Linked DNA regions of Homo sapiens: region 2 is linked to region 1. A link is a loop called in an ENCODE intact Hi-C map of the cell type or tissue named here. Cell type or tissue: IMR-90. All regions are shown on one strand. Each heading gives the region's core, and the rest is flanking DNA. Links, peaks and the distances in the headings are about the cores only.

Region 1 (10,325 bases), core at 2,326-10,325:
TATCATCACTAATCATCAGAGAAATGCAAATAAAAGCCACAACGAGATACTGCCTCACAGCAGTCAGAATGGCTATTATTAAAAAGTCAAAAAATAACAGACGCTAGCTGGGTTGCCGAAAAAAGGAAATGTTTATACACTGTTGGTTGGAATGTAAATTAGTTCAGTCCCTGTAAAAAGCAGTTTGGAGATTTCTCAAAGAACTTAGAATTACCATTTGACCTAGCAATCTCATTATTTTATATATATATATATATATATATATATATATATATATATATATAGAGAGAGAGAGAGAGAGAGAGAGAGAGAGAGAGAGAGAGAGAGCGAGAGAGAGAGAGATTATATATAATAATGAGATTATTATATATATTTAAAGGAAATAAATCATACTACTAGAAAGACACGTGCACTAGCAGAAATCATCCTAGGTGCCCATCAGTGGTGGATTGGATAAAGAAAGGGTGGTACATATACACCATGGAATACTACACAGCCATAAAAAATGAAATTATATCCTTTGTGACAACATGGATGCAGCTGGCAGCCATTATTCTAAGTGAATTAACACAGAAACAAAACCAAATACCGCATGTTCTCACTTATAAGTGGAAGCTAAACATTGAACACACATGGAAATAAACATGGGAGCAATAAACACTGGGGACTACTAGAGGTGGTAGAAGAGGGAAGGGAGCAAGGTCTGAAAAACTACCTGTTGGGTACTATGCTCCATACCTGGTGACAGGATCCTCTGTATCCCGAACCTCAGCATCATGAAATACTCCCATGTTACAAACTTGCACATGTACCCATTGAAACTAAAAGTTGAAATTATTTTTAAAAATAAAAGAAGCCTCTTTGGAGAGTCTTAGAAAGGGGATGACCTATATATACATTTATTTTGTAGATTTTTCTTAACCATGATAATGTATATATTAATACTTCTTATAATTAAAGCTAATTTTAAAATATTTTAAAAGTAAACAAACAAAAAAGAGACACTGATAATGAATGAAAAATAAACTTAAATATTGACAAAATTTTTAAAATGATATGTTTTTCAGTCCCAGCTCTGAAACTGTAGTTGGAGGGCAAACCATTTCATCATTATCATACACCATTTCTGTATTGGTAGGATAATGATCATAGTTTTTGTTTCACAGACTCATCATGAGGAGCAAATGCAATGATGTATGTAAAGGCTCTCTCTGCAAACTGTAAAACACTCAAGAATATAACAAATTATATTTATACAATAAATCTTTAGCTACAATGTAATGAAACAAATTAGCATTTATTGAGCAGCTGCTCTATGCCAAGATATTTTTTGTATGGTATTTTATTTTACCCTTATATCAACCCTTGAAACAGATGCTATTTTGCAGTTTGATAGATGAAGAAGACAATGAAGCTCAGTGAAATCTATTTAAATTTCTCTAGGTATTGTGGCAAACAAGTGAGGAAACAGGATTTGAAACTACATTTATTGGTGATGATTTTACCAATGGAATTTCCACTACTACGTAATGCATTTGGTAGTCATAGAAAAGAAACCCATTCTCCTCATTTGTGATAACTTGGATGAGGAAGAATGAGGACTAGGAGACATAAAGAACCTAATGGACTGAAATGCTGACATGACTTGCTTTTTTTTTTTTTTTTTTTTTTTTTTGAGACAGTCTCGCCCTGTCACCCAGCCTGGAATGCAGTGGTGTGATTACGGCTCACTGCAACCTCCACCTCCAGGGTTCAAATGATTCTCCTGCCTCAGCCTCCCCAGTAGCTGGGATTACAGGCACACGCCACCACACCCCGCTAATTTTTGTATCTTTAGTAGAGAAGGGGTTTCACCACATTGGTCAGGCTGGTCTTGAACTCCTGACCTTGTGATCCACCCACCTTGGCCTCCCAAAATGGTGGGATTACAGGCATGAGCCACTGCGCCCAGCCACTGACATGACTTCTATTCCAGGTAATGAGGTACTCCAAGTGAGACAGAATTGTATAGTAAAGGTTTTATAACCTGTGATCTGAATCGGGGCTAGATGAAAACTTGAGGGTACTCAGGAAGGATTCTAAGCTGGTCATGTTGGGTAGGTTAATAATTGGTGCCCCTTCAAATATTTGTTCTTTTAGTATTTGGTCAATAATTTCAGGGTCTTGCAGCTTAACTGCTCTGTAGAGAAGGGACAAAGAAGCCCTATATATTAGGTGATAGGGATCAATCTCTCCTCTCTTGTCCAGAACAATTGAATTTGCCGCAAATTTAGATACTCTTTTTACCAAAAGAAAAGCACTAAAATTAGCCGGAGCAATTCGATTTGAGTTTGTCTGAGGGGTGTGTGTGTGTGTCTGTGTGTGTGTATGTGTGTATGTGTGTTTGTGTGTGTGTGTGTGACTGCACATGCAGTAGGAGGGAAGGAGTGGGTGAACTTCTCTCTATCTCATTTTAAATTACTCTCTAGGAGAGCAGTTTGGGTAAATAAATTTTATTTTAATACGGCATTAGTAATTCACCACCTCTCATAGATTAGTGCTCCAACAATTCCTTGTTTTAAATTAAAGTTTGATTCAAACCAGATAACGGGGAGATTTTGAAGTTTTGAGAGCAAAGTGCGGTGGAAGATGCATATAAAATGATTTTAAAAGTACAACATTGGGGCCAGGCATGGTGGCTCACGCCTGTAATCCTAGCACTTTGGGCGGCTGAGGTGGGTGGATTGCCTGAGCTCACGAGTTCAAGACCAGCCTGGGCAACACGGTGAAACCCCATCTCTACTGAAATACAAAAAATAGCTGGGCATGGCAGCGGGTGCCTATAGTCCCAGCTACTTGGGAGGCTGAGGCAGGAGAATTGCTAGAACCTGGGAGGCGGAGGTTGCAGTGAGCTGAGATCATGCCACTGCACTCCAGCCTGGGCAACAGAGCAAGACTCCATCTCTAAAAAAAAAAAAAAAGGACAACATTGGGCAGGGTGGGGTGGTGGAATAGAGAGGAAATGGAAGCTAAGAGACCACACACACAGAACTGATTAGGGCCAATGATTAGCAGGATTTAAATGGAAACAAAAGAAAACAAAACAACCCCTCTGAATTTTAGACCTATTTCTTCCTCTTACAAGCAATGTGATTTTAGGCAAATCTCTTAACATAGTTTCATCGTCTAAACCCTGGGGATTAATATTTAGTGTTTTTGACACACACACACACACACACACACACACATATACACTCACCATTTATCTTGCAGCAAGGAATAGGTACTTTACAAATATTACCTCATTTATTCCTCATAATAACCCTATGGAATAGGTACTACTATTATTTCATTTTGCATATGAGGAAACTGAGGTACAAAAAGTCAGTTCATACAGCTAATAAGTGGCAGAACTGAAATTGGAATCTTGGCAGCCTGTTTCTAGAATCTGTATTAACCATTGGCTGTAACAGCCAATCTACAGAATTGCTGTGAAGATTAAGTGGAGAAGCTTACATTTTCCAGAAGATAATTTTTTTGTTTTTTTTTAATTGCTTTCAACATATTAAGTTTTTGTGGACCCTTTGAGACTCTGGTAAAATCATGAACATTATATACCAGCAATATCCACACATATACATAACATAAAAATTTACATAGCATTTCTAAGATTTCAAAGACCTCCAAAACTCCATTCAGGGACAACAAGTTAAAAAAAAGCCTGAATTTAACTTGGTTGGGTCTCCTTAACCTCACTGTCTCCCAACTAGAAGGTGAAAATAGTGATCAACTTCCCAGCTTCCAGTTCTAAGGGCTGAGAGGCCTACACATAATTTGAGGATAGGTTCCATACCACTTCAAACTGCTTAACAACGTGTTATTCAGAAGTCCTGGTTTGAGTTTGCTTTATAAGTATAAATTTAGAGCTAAAAATGGAGTGGAGAGAGAAACAGTTTGGTCAAAGTCTTTGGTCTTTGTAAAATGCAAAATATTTGGAAAATAGTCTGGAGGGGTTGGTGGCATTTAGCCATTCTAAGTGCCAAGAATCACATCTTGTCAGCTCTTGCTGATTCGCCGTTGACCTCAATGACCTCTATGTCCCTTCTTCATTAGAGCACACTGGGAGAGTGAAAGGATGGCGCCATTTGGGACCACACTAGGAAAAACAAATTCTACAAGTTGTACATTTCATCATTTTTTTTCTTCCACTTAAAAATCTTGACAAAGGTTTATCAAGTTGCTTGAAACCCCATTATGATTCAAATCAACAAGTTCTACAGAGAAAACCCACTGAACAATTTACTGTGGCTTGTAATATCTGTTCATATTCTTCTTAGCAGACACAACAACAAACCTCATTGTTTACCACTGGTTACTGAGACCAGAATAGGTAAGAAACAAAAGCCATCGTCAGATTTGTTTTGTTTTCCAGTTGGTTCTTTCTTTGAAAGAAAAACAACTGTCTTTTAAATCAAATCCTTACCCTTTTTTCTACTTCATTATTGGTAGGTCCAATTATAATTAATGAGCAACTAATGAACATTCGTTAACTTAGACAGTAATATTTTTATTTTTCTTTGGTTGATTCAAGAACAGCTACACAGATATTTACTCAAGATTATGAATTTAAAAACTTGACTAAAGGTGAAAAGTTATGACATAAAAGAAATGCCAAACATCTTTTCGTTTAGTAGCATAAAAATGCTATCAAGCAAGGGCATAATCTGAATTTTTTAAAAATTGATGTAGATCATTGAATTTGGCAAGAAGAATTTGTGTGTGTGTGGTGGGCAGAGGTTTAAATGGGTCAATGAGTTAACAAAGGCCGGTTCCTCACTGTCTGAAATAATTTACCGATTAAAACTCCATTCACCTGGTCAAACATGTTCTATCAATTTCAATCCTGTTTTGAAATTAGAGGTTTGCTCAACTTGAAAGGAGATTTATAAATAATTTATAAGCATTGATATCCATGCATCAGAGAAAGCGTAGAGAGATGAATTAGCCCTATTTTAAAACTTAGTAGTTAGAGTTCCAAATAAAAAGTCTCAAGGAAACACAGTGAATTTAGTAAGTTCCCAGTTAGCCAAAGCTATTGGCTATTGGCTGAATATCTGGTTCTTACGTAAGTTTACTCTGCATGTGACCTACGTACATTTATGTAAATTTACTTACATAAATTTGAGACAGTTATCAATACAATAGTACTTACATGTAAGAAAGTATTTAAGTTAAAGCAAATACTTAATGGTTCTTTTCATTTTAGCACTCACTGAAAATCAGGCATTTCAAAGTAACACCAGAATGTTTATATCTTTTATATTAAATAGATAGACAATTTAGCCAAAATCTTATTCTGTACTCTGCAACTCTGCTTAGCATATTGTTCAAACTATACAATGACAAAATTCCATTTTAAAGAAAATTAAAGTAGGATAAATTTAAAGAAAATTAAAGTAGGATAAATTTAAAGAACAATGAAAAGACTACAGACATCAATACTACTATATGAAAATTAAGTGATACCCCCATAGAATGTTTATTCCACTATCACATTTAGAGTATCAAAAATTCTCTTGGGAACAGAGATTACAGTATTTTGAAGCAAACTTTCAGTTTATAATTCCTTGACAAGTACAATTTATTAGCAGAAAAAATATTTTGAAAAGGATTTTGTTCTTTTTCTTAACATGAACCACAAAGTGCTTTTCTGTCTTTTTCTAGATACAGGCCTACATACATTAATTTTATGTAAAACCAGCTCCCTCTAGTGATAACAATAATGTTTCCAGCAAGAAACGAACCGGCTTTCTAGATTATTTATATAAAACCCTTTGAAATTGAATCTCAAAATAAACACTTGAGAAGATCGACTTTTATTATAGAGGATAAAAATTCTAATAACCTTCCAAGTCATTTGTTAATAGTCTTTCTTAGTTTAATGCTCTTTTAAACATGTCAATACGGGGAGTGACCCTGGTGTTCAACTTGTTCTCTTTGCTCACTGGGAAAGCCAGGCCCAGAAATATAAATGCACTCTGGTATGTTCAATAAAAATCAGTTTACGTTTTTTTTTTTTTAAATCCAATAAAGAAGCTTATGATTCAATAGAAAGATATGATTTTTAAATGCTAATTTCTGTACACAGACATAAATATCACTATTTAAATCAGCACTTTAAATATCCAGTTGCTTTCTTTGATATCACTGAGGATGAAAACTGAATTGTGTAACTTTAGCAATGTAAAACATCAGACAGCTGTTGAAGAATGAACTCCTCACTGGAACTCCTGAAGTTTGGCTATGGTTGGTATGATGTAGAACAGTAGTTTTTAATTTTTGCTGGAAAACACTAGTTAGCAAATTTTTTTGTTTTGTTTTGTTTTGTTTTGAGACGGAGTCTTGCTCTGTCGCCCAGGCTGGAGTGCAGTGGCGCAATCTCGGCTTACTGCAAGCTCCGCCTCCCGGGTTCACGTCATTCTCCTGCCTCAGCCTCCTGAGTAGCTGGGACTACAGGCGTCTGCCACTAGGCCGGCTAATTTTTTTGTATTTTTAGTAGAGACGGGTTTTCACCGCGTTAGCCAGGATGGTCTGGATATCCTGACCTCGTGATCCTCCTGCCTCGGCCTCCCAAAGTGCTGGGATTACAGGCGTGAGCCACCACGCCTGGCCGTTAGCAAATATTTTGGGACTTACAGGCCACGTGGTCTCTGTCGCAAAAAATTAAGCTCCGCTGTTGTAGCATGAAAGCAGTGATTGATTTGTTTGTGTTGAATCACCCTTCTATCCCTGAGATAAATCCCACTTGGTCATGATGATCTTTTTAAACAGGTTGTTGAATTTAATTTTTTTAGTATGTTTTTGAGAGTTTTTGCATCAGTGTTCATAAGGGATAATGGCTTGTAGTTTTCTTTTTTTGATGTGTCTTTGTTTTTGGTATCGGGGTAATACTGGCTGAGAGAATGAGTTTGGAAGTATTTTCTACTCCTCCATTTTTTGGAATAGCTTGAGTAGAATTGGTATTATTTCTTCTTTAAATAAAGATTTAAATTCTGCCATGAAACCATGGGGTCTCTGGCTTTTCTTTGCTGGGAGACTTTTTTATTTTGGCTTCAATCTCTAGTATATTTTATATTATTTTATATAGTTGCATAGTATATTTTGTATACTAGTATAGTAGTATATTTTGTATATTTTATATTGCATAGCTGCCCAGTATATTTTGTAATATACACTTTTTTAGATTTGTATAATGTTTGTAAAAAGGCAAAAATTCCAACACAAAAATGGGCACAAATATAAATAGAATAGTCACACAATAATAATAATAATGGCTCTTAAATATAAAGAAGTGATCAACATCACTCATAATTGGAAAAAAATTAAGTTACACTGTATTTTTTTCTTTTTCTTAAATTGTCTTTATTCTTTATATTTTTTAAAAAATTTATTTTTAATTTCTGTGGGTACATAGTAGGTGTATATATTTATGGAGTACCTAAGATATTTTGATATAGGCATACAACATGTAATAATCACATCAGGGTAAATGGGGTATATGTTCCCTCAAGCATTAATTTTTTTGTGTGACAAAAAATCCAATAATAATCTTAATTATTTTTAAATGTACAATGAAGTTATTGACCATAGTCAACCTGTTGTAATATCAAATAGTAGTTCTTATTCGTTCTTTCTATCTTTTGTACTCATTAAGGCATTCCCACTTTTCCCCCACAACCCCTACTACTCTTCCAAGCCTCTGGTAACCATCTTTATACTCTCTATCTTCATGAGCTCAATTGTTTTAATGTTTAGCTCCCACAAATAAGTGAGAACATGTGAAATTTGTCTTCCTATACCTGGCTTATTTCACTTAACATAATGACTTCCAGTATCATTCATGTTGTTGCAAATGAAGAATCTCATCCTTTTTCATGAATAAATAGTACTCCTTTGTGTATATGTACCACATTTTCTTTATCCATTCATCTGTTGATGGACACAAAGTTTGCTTCCAAATCTTGGCTATTGTAAATGATGCTGCAAGAAACATAGAAGTGCAGATATCTCTTAGATATACTGATTTCGTTTCTTTGGGGATATACCTAGCAATGGGATTGCAGAACCACATGGCAGCTATATTTTTACTTTTTGAAGAACCTCCAAACTATTCTCCATAGTGGTTGTACTAGTTGACATTCCCAGCAACAGTGTACAAGGATTCCCTTTTCTCCACATCCTTGCTGGCATTTGTTATTGCCTGTCATTTGTATAGAAAGCATTTTAACTGGTGAGATGATATATTATTGTAGTCTTGATGTGCATTTCTCTGATGATTAATGGTGTTGAGCACATTTTCATATACCTGATTGCCCTTTGTATGTTTTCTTTTGAAAAATGTCTATTCAAATCTTTTGCCCAATTTTTTTATCACAGTATTAGATTTTTTTTTTTCCTATTGAGTTGTTTGAATTTCTTATTTATTCTGGTTATTAGTCCCTTCTCAGATAGGTAGTTTGCAAATATTTTCTCCCATTCTAAGGAGAGTCAATTCACCTTGTTTGTTTCCATTGCAGTGCAAAAGCTTCTTAACTTGATGTGATCTCTTTTATCCATTTTGGCTTTGGTTGCCTGTGCTTGTGGGTATTACTCAAGAACTCTTTGCCCAGACCAATGACCTGGAGTTTTCCCCAATGCTTTCTTTTAGCAGTTTCATAGTTTGAGGTTCTAGATTTAAGTCTTTAATCCATTTTTATTTGATTTTTGTGTGTGGCAGGAGATGGATGTCTAGTTTCATTCTTCTGCATATGGATATCCAGTTTTCCCAGCACCATTTATTGAAGACACTGTCCTTTTTCTAATGTATGCTCTTGGCACCTATGTCAAAAAATACACTGTAGATGTATGAATTTATTCCTGGGTTTTTTATTCTGTTCAATTTGTCTGTGTGTCTGTTTTTATGCCAATACCATGCTGTTTTGGTTACTATACCGCTGTAGTATGGCTTGAAGTCAGGTAATGTGATTCCTTCAGTGTTGTTCTTTTAAAAAGGATGGCTTGGGCTATTCTGGGTTTTTTGTAATTTCATGTAAATTTTAGAATTGTTTTTATATTTTTGTGAAGAGTGTCATTGATAGATTATTCACTCTGTGAATAATCTCATCACCCACATTGTGTGAAGAATGTGGTAGGGGTTGCATTGAATCTGTAGATTGCTTCGGGTATAGTTAGGAGATTTTAAAAATGTTGATTCTCCCAATTCATGAACATGGACTATATTTCCATTTTTTTGTGTCCTTTTTTCATTTCTGGCTTCAGCGTTTTATGGTTTTAATTGTAGAAATATTCCACTTCCTTGGTTAGGCTAATTTCTAGGTATTTAAGTTTGTAGCTATTGTAAATGAGATTACTTTCTTGATTTATTTTCCAGATTGCATGCTGTTGGCATATAGAGATGCTACTAATTTTTGTATGTTGATTTTGTATCTTGCAGCTTTACTGAATTTATTTCTTAGTTGTAACAGTTTTTTTGGTGGACTCTTTAGAATTTTCCAAATATAAGATTGTATTATCTGCAAACAAAGATAATGTGACTTCTTTTCCAATTTGGATACCCTTTATTTATTTCCTTTGTCTGATTGCTCTAGCTAGGAATTTCAGTAGTATGTTGACTAACAGTGGTAAAAGCAGACATCCTTTTCTTGTTCCAGATTTTAGAGGAAAGGCTTTCAGTTTTTTCCCCATTCAGTGTAATTCTAGCTATAAGTCTGTCATGTATGGCTTTTATTGTGTTGAGGTCTGTTCCTTCTGTAAGCCAGTTTTTTAAATGTTTTAAAATGTTTTTCAGCACCAATTGAAATTATCATTTGGTTTTTGTCCATTCTGTTGATGTGATACATCACAATGATTGATTTGTTTGTGTCGAATCATCCTTCCATCCCTGAGATAAATCCCACTTGGTCATGCTGATCTTTTAAAACAGGCTGTTGAATTTAATTTTTTAGTATTTTATTAAGAATTTTTGCATCAGTGTTCATCAGGGATAATGGCTTGTAGTTTTCTTTTTTTTGATGTGTCTTTATTTTTGGTATCGGGGTAACACTGGCTGAGAGAATGAGTGGAAGTATTTTCTACTTCTCTATTTTTTGGAATAGCTTGAGTAGAATTGGTATTATTTCTTCTTTAAATAAAGATTTAAATTCTGCTGTGAAACCATGGGGTATCTGGCTTTTCTTTGCTGGGAGACATTTTTTTTTATTATTATTATGGCTTCAATCTCATTATTATTGGTCTGTCCAGGTTTTGGATTTCTTTGTGGTTCAACCTCTGTAGGTTGAATGTGTATA
Region 2 (10,325 bases), core at 934-8,933, 480 kb before region 1:
TCTTCCTTTTGATTTTTCTTAATAACATATTTTCTAGCTTTATTGTGAGAATACAGTATATGATACATATCACATACAAAATATTTGTTAATTGATTATGTTTTGGTAAGGCCTCTGGTTAACAGTAGGCCACTAGTAGTTAAGCTTTTGGGGAGTCAAAAGTTTTGTGCTGATTTTCAATTGTGCAGAGATCAGCACCTCGGACTCCACATCATTCAAAGGTCAACTTTAGTTCAGAACCATTGTCCAGCAGTTATTCAAAGTTCTGATTATTTCTTTTTCTTCAATGCACAGTTACTTTTTTAAGAGGCCATGGGTCCCTTTAGGGAAAGCTGAGAGAAAAATTAACAGTATGAAATTTTGGTAGTGTACCAGGGTTCTTCCTTAGCAGGGACCCGGTCTCTCCTCATTCAAGGAGTTCTAGGTCTGCGAACTAGCTCAAGTCTGGGAGTTAATTGAAGGGCTGAGACTCTCTGTCTTTATGAGTTAGACTTTTGTTCACTATCTGCTTATACAGATCAAGTAAGAATTTAGTAGGCTTCCTATCTATTTCACTTCTAGGAACACATTATTAACTAGCTGTCCTCATAGTTCTCTGAGAATCAGACTATTCTGGTTGCCATTGTCCTTTGTGGTAACTATGGCCACCTTGCCTCTGGCTGTTGAGTACTGACACGGGATTCAATTACTTCCTTTGCATTTAGGTTTTCCAATTGAGTGACTGCAGTTCACACTCTAGGGTCTGGCCTACAGAGAAGAACCATCATGGATGTCTCCAAGGATGCTAGGGATCCCCTCACACATTTATTTCTCAAAATAAATTTAGTAAAAGCTAGGTCTTAAATGACAAATCCACTCTGACATTCCAATTTCTCTAAGCCTTTGAATCCCTTCCTCTACATTAAAGCAGAGGAGATTAGGCAGGTGGGCTGTCTTTTGAACCATGTTTCAGGCAACCAACCACCAGACAGATAGAGCCCTTTCTTAGTCTCTGAGCAGTATCAGTAAATGCAGAATCTCTGCTTGGTGGGTCTATATCAATGAACTCAGCCTCATCCAATTTTATGCTCCTTCTACCATTATCTCAAACCCTTAATATCCATTCCCATAAGGGTTCCCTGGATTTCTGCTTGTATAAAGTAGAAAACACAAGTAGTTCTTTTGGAGTGTAGTATACCTCCTCATGAGTCTGCTGGGACTTGAGTCTAGTTATAGCTCTAGAATCAAAAAGGGGTGGTAGGAGTGGGCCCTGAGGAGAATTGATATTGTCTTGAATGGGAACTGCCTTACAGGAGGCCATTATCATTTCCTCAGGCAATGCAGGTTCAGTCCCCTCAGATGGAGGCAGATAGGTTGATACAACTGGGGGACAGTGGGGAGGCTGCTTTTTCTGGGGGTGAAGAGACCTCTTCCACTGGCAAAGCAGATTTACCCGAATTTAGGACTCAATGTTCCCAACTTCATTAGTGTTTTTCCATATGTCCCCATCTCAACTTACAGGATCCTATTTATTCCCAATGACTATCCTCACTACAATAGTAGACACTCTGTGAAGCTGAGACTTCAGCTTGTGTTGTAATTCAGCCAATCACAAAATAAGTCTTGTGCCTCCATCTGAGAAGGTTAACAGAGTACCCAGTTCCTTACTTCTTATGAGTGGTTGAATAGGAGTATCCAAGGCAGATATTTTGCATATCTCTATAACCAGATCATGCCATAGACTGTCAGTGCCTTTTTTTTTTCACTACTGGAAAGAGAGTCATTAGCATTTTAAAATCTAATTAGTGTAGAGAGCCAATCCTGGGAACCCCAAAATCAATTCAGAAAAACAGAAAAGAAATTCTGTTTCTTTAAGAACCACCATCAGTACCAAAGTCTGTATCAGTCAGTGTTCTCTAGAGAACAGAATCAATAGGATATGTGTACATACACACACCACACACACACACACACACACACACACACATTATGGAAGTTTGCTCACAAGATTATGGAGGCTGAGAAATCCCATGATATGCCATCTACAAGCTGGTGAACGAGGAAAGCCAATGGTGTAATGTACTCCAAGTCTGAAGGCCTGAGAGCCAGGGGAATTGATAGTTTACCTCCCAGTTCAAGGCTGAAGGACCGAGAACCAGGAGGGTTAGGGAAAGGCCTGAAAATCAAGAAAGGAGGTACCAGTGTAAATCTTGGAGTCCAAAGGCCCAAGAACCAGGGGCACTGATGTCTGAGGGCAAGAGAAGTTGGATGTCCCAGCTCAAGGAAGGGAGGGGCGGGGTAGAGAGAAAATTAGCTCTTTCTCTACCTTTCTGTTATATTCAGACTCTTAATGGATTAGATGATGCCTGACACATCCATCCAAAGAGGATGGATCTTCTTTATTCAGTCTACTTATTAAAATGCTAAAGTCTTCCAGAAACAACCTCACAGACATACCCAGAAATAATGTTTTGCCAGCGATGTGGGCACCCCTTGATCTAGTTAAGTTGGCACATAAAATTAATCATTAGAGTCTGTCAAGTACCTTCCAGGCGCATGTGTGTGTGTGTGTCTGTGTGTGTGTGTGTGTGTGTGTGTGTGTATGTGTGAGAGAGAGAGAGAAAGAGAGAGAAAGAGAAAGGGAGAGAGAGAAATATATGCTAATCTCAAGGGAAATCAGATGACTCCTCAATGTTGGTTGGCATATGCATGATTCTACTAGAAATCATTCTGCCATGAGGAATGAGATGAGTAGCATGAGAAGGCTCTGCCGCATTTGACAAGCGCAAATGATGCCTTTCCAGATCTGTTTTCTTAAGCCAGAAGATTATATAAACACTTAAGAATTTTAGAATTTCCATACCAGTTTGACAGCCTAATATTCTCATTTCACAAAGGTGAAATGACAATGCCACGGAAACTGATGAATAGGTTTTAAAATAGAATGAAGCTTTTATAACTCTCTATAAGATATTGGCTTGAATCTCCTTCCATTTTATTTAGAGATAAAGATTCACCGCTAAAGCTAAGTGTACTCTTGATTCAACAAAAATCTACAGACATAATTCTGTTGTATGGGATACTCACTTTCTGTTTTATACAAAAAAAGTCTGTAAGTGTCAAAGAAAATTTTCTTAAATCAGTTGGTATACATCTAATTTTATGGCCATCTGCCTTTGAAAAAAGTGGGCCAATGCTTTACTGATTTGCAAATGTGCAAAAATATAGAGATCACCGTTGGCTCTGTGCCATGCAGCTGGTCTATGTACATGTAACCTTGGGATTTCACTGTTACTGTGATGAGTTGGTTGAATGAATGAAACTGTTGGGGTTTTATTTAAGAATCTATTTTTATTTGCTGCTCATATTTCTAGCTTGCATTAACCAGGTTGAAAAAAATGAACCAGTGGACCAAATAGAATAATTACAAATACAAATGAGGTTTTGATGCAGACATTTCCTGATTTAGTTTCATGAGATGTTAATTAATTACTGAGTGGCAAAAAGGGCTTCATGGTCAAATAAGTTTGGGAAAAGTTGAGCTTAGTAAAGTTAAACAGATTTCTTTACTGAAAGATTACTCAGAATTTTTAATATGATAATGTGCTTTGTGAATCACTAAGAAAGGAGATATACATATATATAAATATATAGATAGATAAGGGTGTGTGTGTATGTGTGTTTGTGTGTGTGTGTGTAATCAAACCAAGAAATTTGAGGTACACAATTTGGGAAATACTGGTCTGGAGAAAAGTACTAGTACTGAGAATCGGTGTCTTGGTCTGGCACCTAGTTTGAGTCATTAGCTCGCTGTGGGATCTTATTCAAGTCTTAGCCTCTAAAGGCCTTTTTGTTTTCTCTCTCTCTAAAATTAGGAGATTGAACTATATGACCTTTCAGTCCTTTTGCAGTTCTAAGAAACAAGTCCTGTTTTACAGAAGGATATTACTAACCTTGTTGACATCAACCACAAAATGTATACTAAGTATCACCATCTTTTCTTAAGGTTATATTATGAATCCACAAACCATGAGTTTATCTAAACCATTCTTTAACCTGTGACTCAGCATTTTAAAATAACAAATGCTTACTGAGTTTACTTCTTCTGCTAGTTAGATCAAAGCCATTCATATACTTTAACTGGTGTTTCCCAGTTTTTATTTTGTTGGATTTTGCGTGAGCCTACATCAAGGAATCTACTTTGTTTTTGGATGCCACCATAAAGTGGCTCTTCCCTCTGAATTCAAATACCTGAGCTCCCTTAGTCATCTTGAAGTAAATTCTGTTTAGCGCCCTGCAATACTCAATGTCAAACTGAGTAACACTGACCAAAGTAGATAAGAATCCTTGGTAGGTCTCTCCAAATAATTTGCCTTCTTAGGGATATCTGGTTCTAGGGTACAGTCTAAACAATGTCATTTGGTTTGGAGTCCAAGGACAAGATGGCATCTGAATTCATGGAGGCAAAGGCTGTGGTCCCTCAGTATGGACCAACATCTCAGCAGCTGCTGTTTGGATACCACGGCATTACTTTCTAGCATGATAAATTTTTATTGTCATTCTGGTGGCGCAGACAAAATATGGCATTCTTTTTTGTATAATTTTCCCTTTTGCTTAAACATCTCATGGGACATAACTACCATTTAGACAGTCCTTCTTTCCAGTTTATGGAAATAACCAGTGAAGATGAAACAGGTATATATTTTCTTGCCAAATATTGATTAAAATGGATGTTTTAGTTGAGAGAAAAAATACCTGCAAAACATAATACATTTTAGTTTATTTACAGAAATTACCTCAAAAATAAAGTTCAGAAGAATTTTATACCAGGAATCTCAACTTTTTAAAGAAGAAAGGATAGACACGAGTTGAAAAATATTCTTCACAATATTGTATGTCTGGTGAAACTTAACATTTTTAAGAAAAATGGCATGAATAAAACAATGGTATTAGTCTTCTTTTTTTTTTTGAAAAACATATACACATTTGTGATTTGGAGAGAACCAGTTTTTGGTAGACCAGTGGGCATGGGTACTTAGCAAATGCCTGTGCTATTGCTCCAACTATTCTGATTCATTCTAAGTGAGAGCCAAGCATATGGTCTGGTTTATGTGTCATGGTTCCTTCTTTTTAGCATTCACTCTCATCTATACCCTTTCCTAAGGGAGAGAAATATGCTAATGTTAAGGGAACTCACATAACTCCTTAATGTTGGTTGGCATAGGCATGATTCTACTAGAAATCATTCTGCCATGAAGGCTGAGATGAGTAGTATCAGTGCACCCAATGAAGGGCTCTGACACATTTGACAAAAGCAAATGTTCTCTCCAAATCATACATGTGAATATGTTTTTCCAAAAAAGGAGTACTAATACCATTGTTTTATTCATGCCATTTTTTCTTAAAAGTGCTAAGTTTTTCCAGACATACGATACTATGGAGAAGATTTTTCAACTCTTGTCTATTCTTTCTTCTTTAAAAAGTTGAGATTCCTGGTGTGAAATTCTCTTGAGCTTCATTTTTGAGGTAATTTCTGTAAATCAACTAAAATGTATTATGTTTTGCAGATAATTTCGTTTTCTAAGGAAACCAACAATGCATTTAATCAAAAGCAAATATTTCTTCTGCTGCTTTTTGTTGGACCCATGCAGCATAATTTGAAAAGAATGACTAGCTGTGTTAAAGAAAAAGAAAAATTATATTAATAAAATGCTCTTTTTCTACATTGGCCCCACAATGATTACGTTGTCTGGGTCAATCTGTCGGGTAATTATTACTTTATATCCTTCTCAGGATAGTTTCCATATGTTCCCTTTTGCCTCAGAGCAATATCCTAATCTGCTGGCATGCTGTTTCATCAGGAAAGCATGCTTGGCTTCTCATAGGATCAAATGCAATGATTCCTTTTCTGGGACTAATGACCGCCAAGTGTCCTGGGAACAGGCTAACTGTGGCCTGATCTGTTCAGGCCAGGCCCGTCTTAGAACCAAGCAATTATTCATTGTCCTTATGTAGTGTTCAGGCACTTACAGTTTCTCTGTTTATTCTTCTCAATATCTCTTCCCTGATTGATGCATAGGACCTCTAGCTCGGGCTTTCCTCTTAGTTTAGAAGTTGAATACCATGGAGTAAGAGGGGTGGGTGGGTGAGTTGCAGGAGACCTTAGAGGCAGTGCTAACTTTTGACAAAACAGTGAAGTAGTTGAACAGAAGAAGAGGCAATTTCTTTCTAGAATTTCCACTCTTTCTCCCTCTCTCACTCTCTCTCTCCCTCCCTCCCCCACCCTCTCTCTCTCACATGCACTCATACACACACACACTCACACACACTCATGCACACTCTCCACTCCTTTCTCTTCCTTTGCCTCCCCATGGCCTCTCCTGAATCTTCTTTTTATTCTCTACTATCTATCAGTCTATCTTATGGTTTTATTTTTTTCTTAAATATCCACTGATAATATTAAAAGTTATGATCCCTTCAGAATTATTTGCATCTTATCTAGGACTCAAGACCAAAAGCCTTAAGAACTTAATAAAAGCAAAGCAAAAAGGTTACAGAAAAAGAATTGATTTCACCCTTTTCTAGCTCCTTTGCTTTCTGCTGCTCTGCAATAGGCAGGTGGAGGAGGAAAGGAAGAAACGAAGGAGGAAGAAGAGGAGAAGGAGGAGGAGGAGGACCTGGCTCCAGCTGCCCACACTCTCCTTGGATGCTGGAGACCATGAGGTGGCAACAGTGCTAGGCGACTCTGGTGTGACCTCATAATGGCCTTGTCTTCCACTGCGTCTCCTCCCAGAGCCCAAGAGGCCCTGAGCCTGTGGCACCTAGCATTGAAATGGGGAGCAGACAGCCCAGCCCAGGTGAGCTTGGAAGAAGACCTTCGTACCTCAGATGTTGATTACAGCCTTTGGGACATTGATCAGAAGATCTGGTTAAGCTTCTGACCATGGAAATGTGAGGGAGGCAAGATGGCTGACTAGACACAGTGGGAAAGAACATCTGCCACCAAGGGACCAGGAAATCCAGAGGACTGGTGCATTCCAAACAGATCTTCAGAGAAGGCATTGAAAATAAATGGAGGGAGAACACAGATGCTGGGCTGAAGGGCAAGGAGGCTGGGAACACTAGACTGGGCTCCCACACATGGGGACTCATTCCTGGCCCCCAATAACTCCTGGGGAAAGGGTGAGTTGAGCAGGCAAGGAGCAACCTGCTCTCACCATGGACCTCTGGAAATCTGGCAGCAGGAGACCCCACATCCCTCATGGACACTTGAGTTGGCAGGGAGAGCTGCTTAGAGAGGTAGTAGGAGCAGAATTCCAGCCGGTATGGAGCTCAGAGGGTTTTGTGAAGCAATGTCTACAGCAGATCATGGCCAGAAGCACCTATCCCTCAAGGGTTGCCTTGCTTCCCTAGGATACTTTAGCCTTACATGAACTGTTGGATCAGAATATAGCAGGATGATCATGCCCATGGAATGGGGCCAATCTGACCTAAGTGCACCCCTGTCTGCTGGCCTCTTCCGGGGCCCCAGCCTGGGTGCACCTGCTTGTACTGCAGCCTTGGATGCCCAGCCAGGGTGCCTCTGAGGGAACTGCATCATAGCTCCTGCACTGGCAGACCATGCCTGACCATTGGAGATCTCCAGCAGAACAGGCCCTGCTGACCTGTGCTAGCCCACCCATCTCCCCCATACCACAGCCTCCCCCATGCATTTTGCTGGCATGCACTCGCCCACAGCTAACCCCCACATTACTTGATTGGGGGGAATGCATACTTTGCCTCCTCTTCCCCGCTGGCGCATGTGTGCATGTGCACTCCAGCATGCCACTGCTGCTGCCATGAATGGACCCTACCCTCCTACCGTGACACCATTGTCAATGGGGAATGCACAAAAGGAGACCAGCAGCCCTATTTCCTGTCCTGAGCTGCCATTGCTGCTGGTGCAATTGCATGCACAGAGAACATCAGCCCTGTGCCTGCCAAAGCCCCACCTCCACACTGACACTGCTGCTGGCCACATAGATGCTGGTAGCTCCTGTACCCCTTGCCATGCCACCACCACTACCACCACTGTGAATGCCCACACAGAGGCCAGCACCTCTGTGGCAATCAGTGCCCTGCCTCAGTCTATGAGCATGTACACCAGTGTGCTGTCACTGCTGATGGCACATTAGAATGAGGATGGATCTTGCTGCCAGTGCCCAAAAAAGTGCTTTGGATGGCACCACCTATTGGAGTGTTGTGACCAGCAGTCTGGGAACACCTTGGCCTCTCCAGGGCAGCAGGATCCTAACCTTGAGGGGGTCACAGAACAAAGCCAGGGGCCTGATACCAGCCCCTAAAAGTTAGAGTATGCATCTCAGGAGTTCCGAGCTGAGGCTTTGCTCCCTAAAATCTTCCAGAAATGAAGCCAGTTAACTGAACTTACCTTATACCATAATTAAACTCCCAAGGATGTCAAAGAGGATTAAAAAAAAAATCCAAAGGACAGCAACTTCAAAGATTGAAGGAACATCAGCCCACAAAGATGAGAAAAAAATAGCACAAGAACTTTGGCAACTCAAAAAGCTAGAGTGTCTTCTTACCTCTAAACAACTGCACTAGTTCCCTAGCAATGGTTCTTAACCAGGCTGAAATGGCTGACGTGACAGAAATATAATTCAGAATATGGATAGAAATGAAGATCATCAAAATTCAGAAGAAAGTCAAAACCCAATCCAAGAATTCTAAGGAATACAGTGAAATGATACAGGAGATGAAAGATGAAATGGTCATTTAAAGAAAGACCAAAACTAATCCGATAGAGCTGAAAAACTCACTTTAAGGATTTTAGAATGCAGCTGCAAATATTAACAGCAGACTCAAACAAGCTAAAGAAAGAATCTCAGAGCTTGAAGACTAGCTCTCTGAAATAACTCAGTCAGACAAAAATAAAGAACAAACAATAAAGAAGAGAGAACAAAACCTCTGAGAAATATGGGATTATGTAAGGAGACCTGAGATACGACTAATTGGCGTCCCTGAAAGGGAGGAAGAAAAAGCAAGCAAACTGGAAAACGTATTTCAGGATATCACTCATGAACATTTCCTCAACTTTGCAAGAGAGGCCAACATTCAAATTCAGGAAATTCAGTGAACACTTGTGAAATACTACACAAGAAGACCATCCCCAAGATACAATTATCAGATTCTCCAAGGTCAAAATGCAAGAAAAAATGTTGAAGGTGGCTACAGAGAAGGGGCGGGTCACCTACAAAGGGAACCCAATCAGACTAACATCAGATCTTTCTGCAGAAACCTTACAAACTAGAAAATATTGGAGGCCTATATTCAGCATTCTTAAAAAAAGAATTTCCAACCAAGAATTTCATATTTAGCCAAACTAAGCTTCATAAGCTAAGGCGAAATAAGATATTTTTCAGACAAGCAAATGCTAAGGGAATTCTTTGACATCAGACCTGCCTTACAAGTGGTACAGAGGAGGTGCTAAATATGGAAGGGAAAGACCATTACTGGCCATTACAAAAACACACTTAAATAGATAGACCAGTGACACTATAAAGCAAGCACACCAACAAATCTGCCTAATAACCAGCTAACAAAACAATGACAGGATCAAATCTGCACATATCAATACTAACCTTGAATGTCAACAGGCTAAATGCCCCTATTAAGACACAGAGGGACAAGTTGGATAAAGAAGCAAAACCCAACGATATGCTCTCTTCAAGATACCCATCTCACATGCAATCAAATCAATAGACTCAAAGTAAAGGATGGAGAAAAATCTACCAAGCAAATGGAAAACAGTAAAAAGCAGGGGTTACTATTCTAATTGCAGACAAAGCAGACTTTAAACCAACAAAGAACAAAAAAGACAAAAAAAAAAAAAGAAAGGGAATTACATAATGGTAAAGGGCTCAATTCAATAAGAAGACCTATCCTAAATATATACACACCCAACATAGGAGCACTCAGATTTATAGAGCAAGTTCTTAGTGACCTATGAAGAGACTTCGATTAACTACACAATAACAGTGAGGAACTTTAAAACTCCACTGACAGAATCAGACAGATAACAACAAAGATAATTAGGACTTGACTTGACACTTGACCAAATAGAACTAATAGACATCTACAGAATTCCCCACCCCAAAACAACAGAATTCTTCTCATCTGCACATGGCACATACTCTAAAATCAACCACACAATCCGGCATAAAACAATCCTCAGCAAATTTAAAAAAACCCAAATCATATTAACCAGACTCTCAGACCACAGCACAATAAAAACAAATGCTAAATTGCTCAAAACCATACAATTACATGAAAGTTGAACAATGTAT

The links. Peaks named below come from ENCODE experiments on the same cell type or tissue, not always from the same donor. Only the 100,000 strongest peaks of a DNase experiment are listed, where the experiment ranks them.
Region 2: a loop joins it to region 1, with 2.5 times the contacts of the local background. A loop is called at or near these places in 1 of 110 quality-filtered maps.

Annotation. Positions count from the first base shown.
Region 1 is chr3:154,753,895-154,764,219 of GRCh38, reverse strand. No RefSeq gene overlaps it. Among named protein-coding and RNA genes, the nearest start is that of MME, 320 kb to the left of the region's middle. In IMR-90, for the core only: a CTCF peak has its summit at 5,744 (motif pointing left); a DNase peak (open chromatin) is centred at 5,719.
Region 2 is chr3:155,237,310-155,247,634 of GRCh38, reverse strand. It overlaps LINC01487 (long intergenic non-protein coding RNA 1487), which reads right to left and starts at 6,690. Exons shown (of 3, transcript NR_125399.1): 1 at 6,657-6,690; 2 at 6,010-6,157; 3 at 4,511-4,734. In IMR-90, for the core only: no CTCF peak of the experiment used is centred there; DNase peaks (open chromatin) are centred at 3,994, 5,064 and 5,864; H3K27ac peaks cover 914 bases.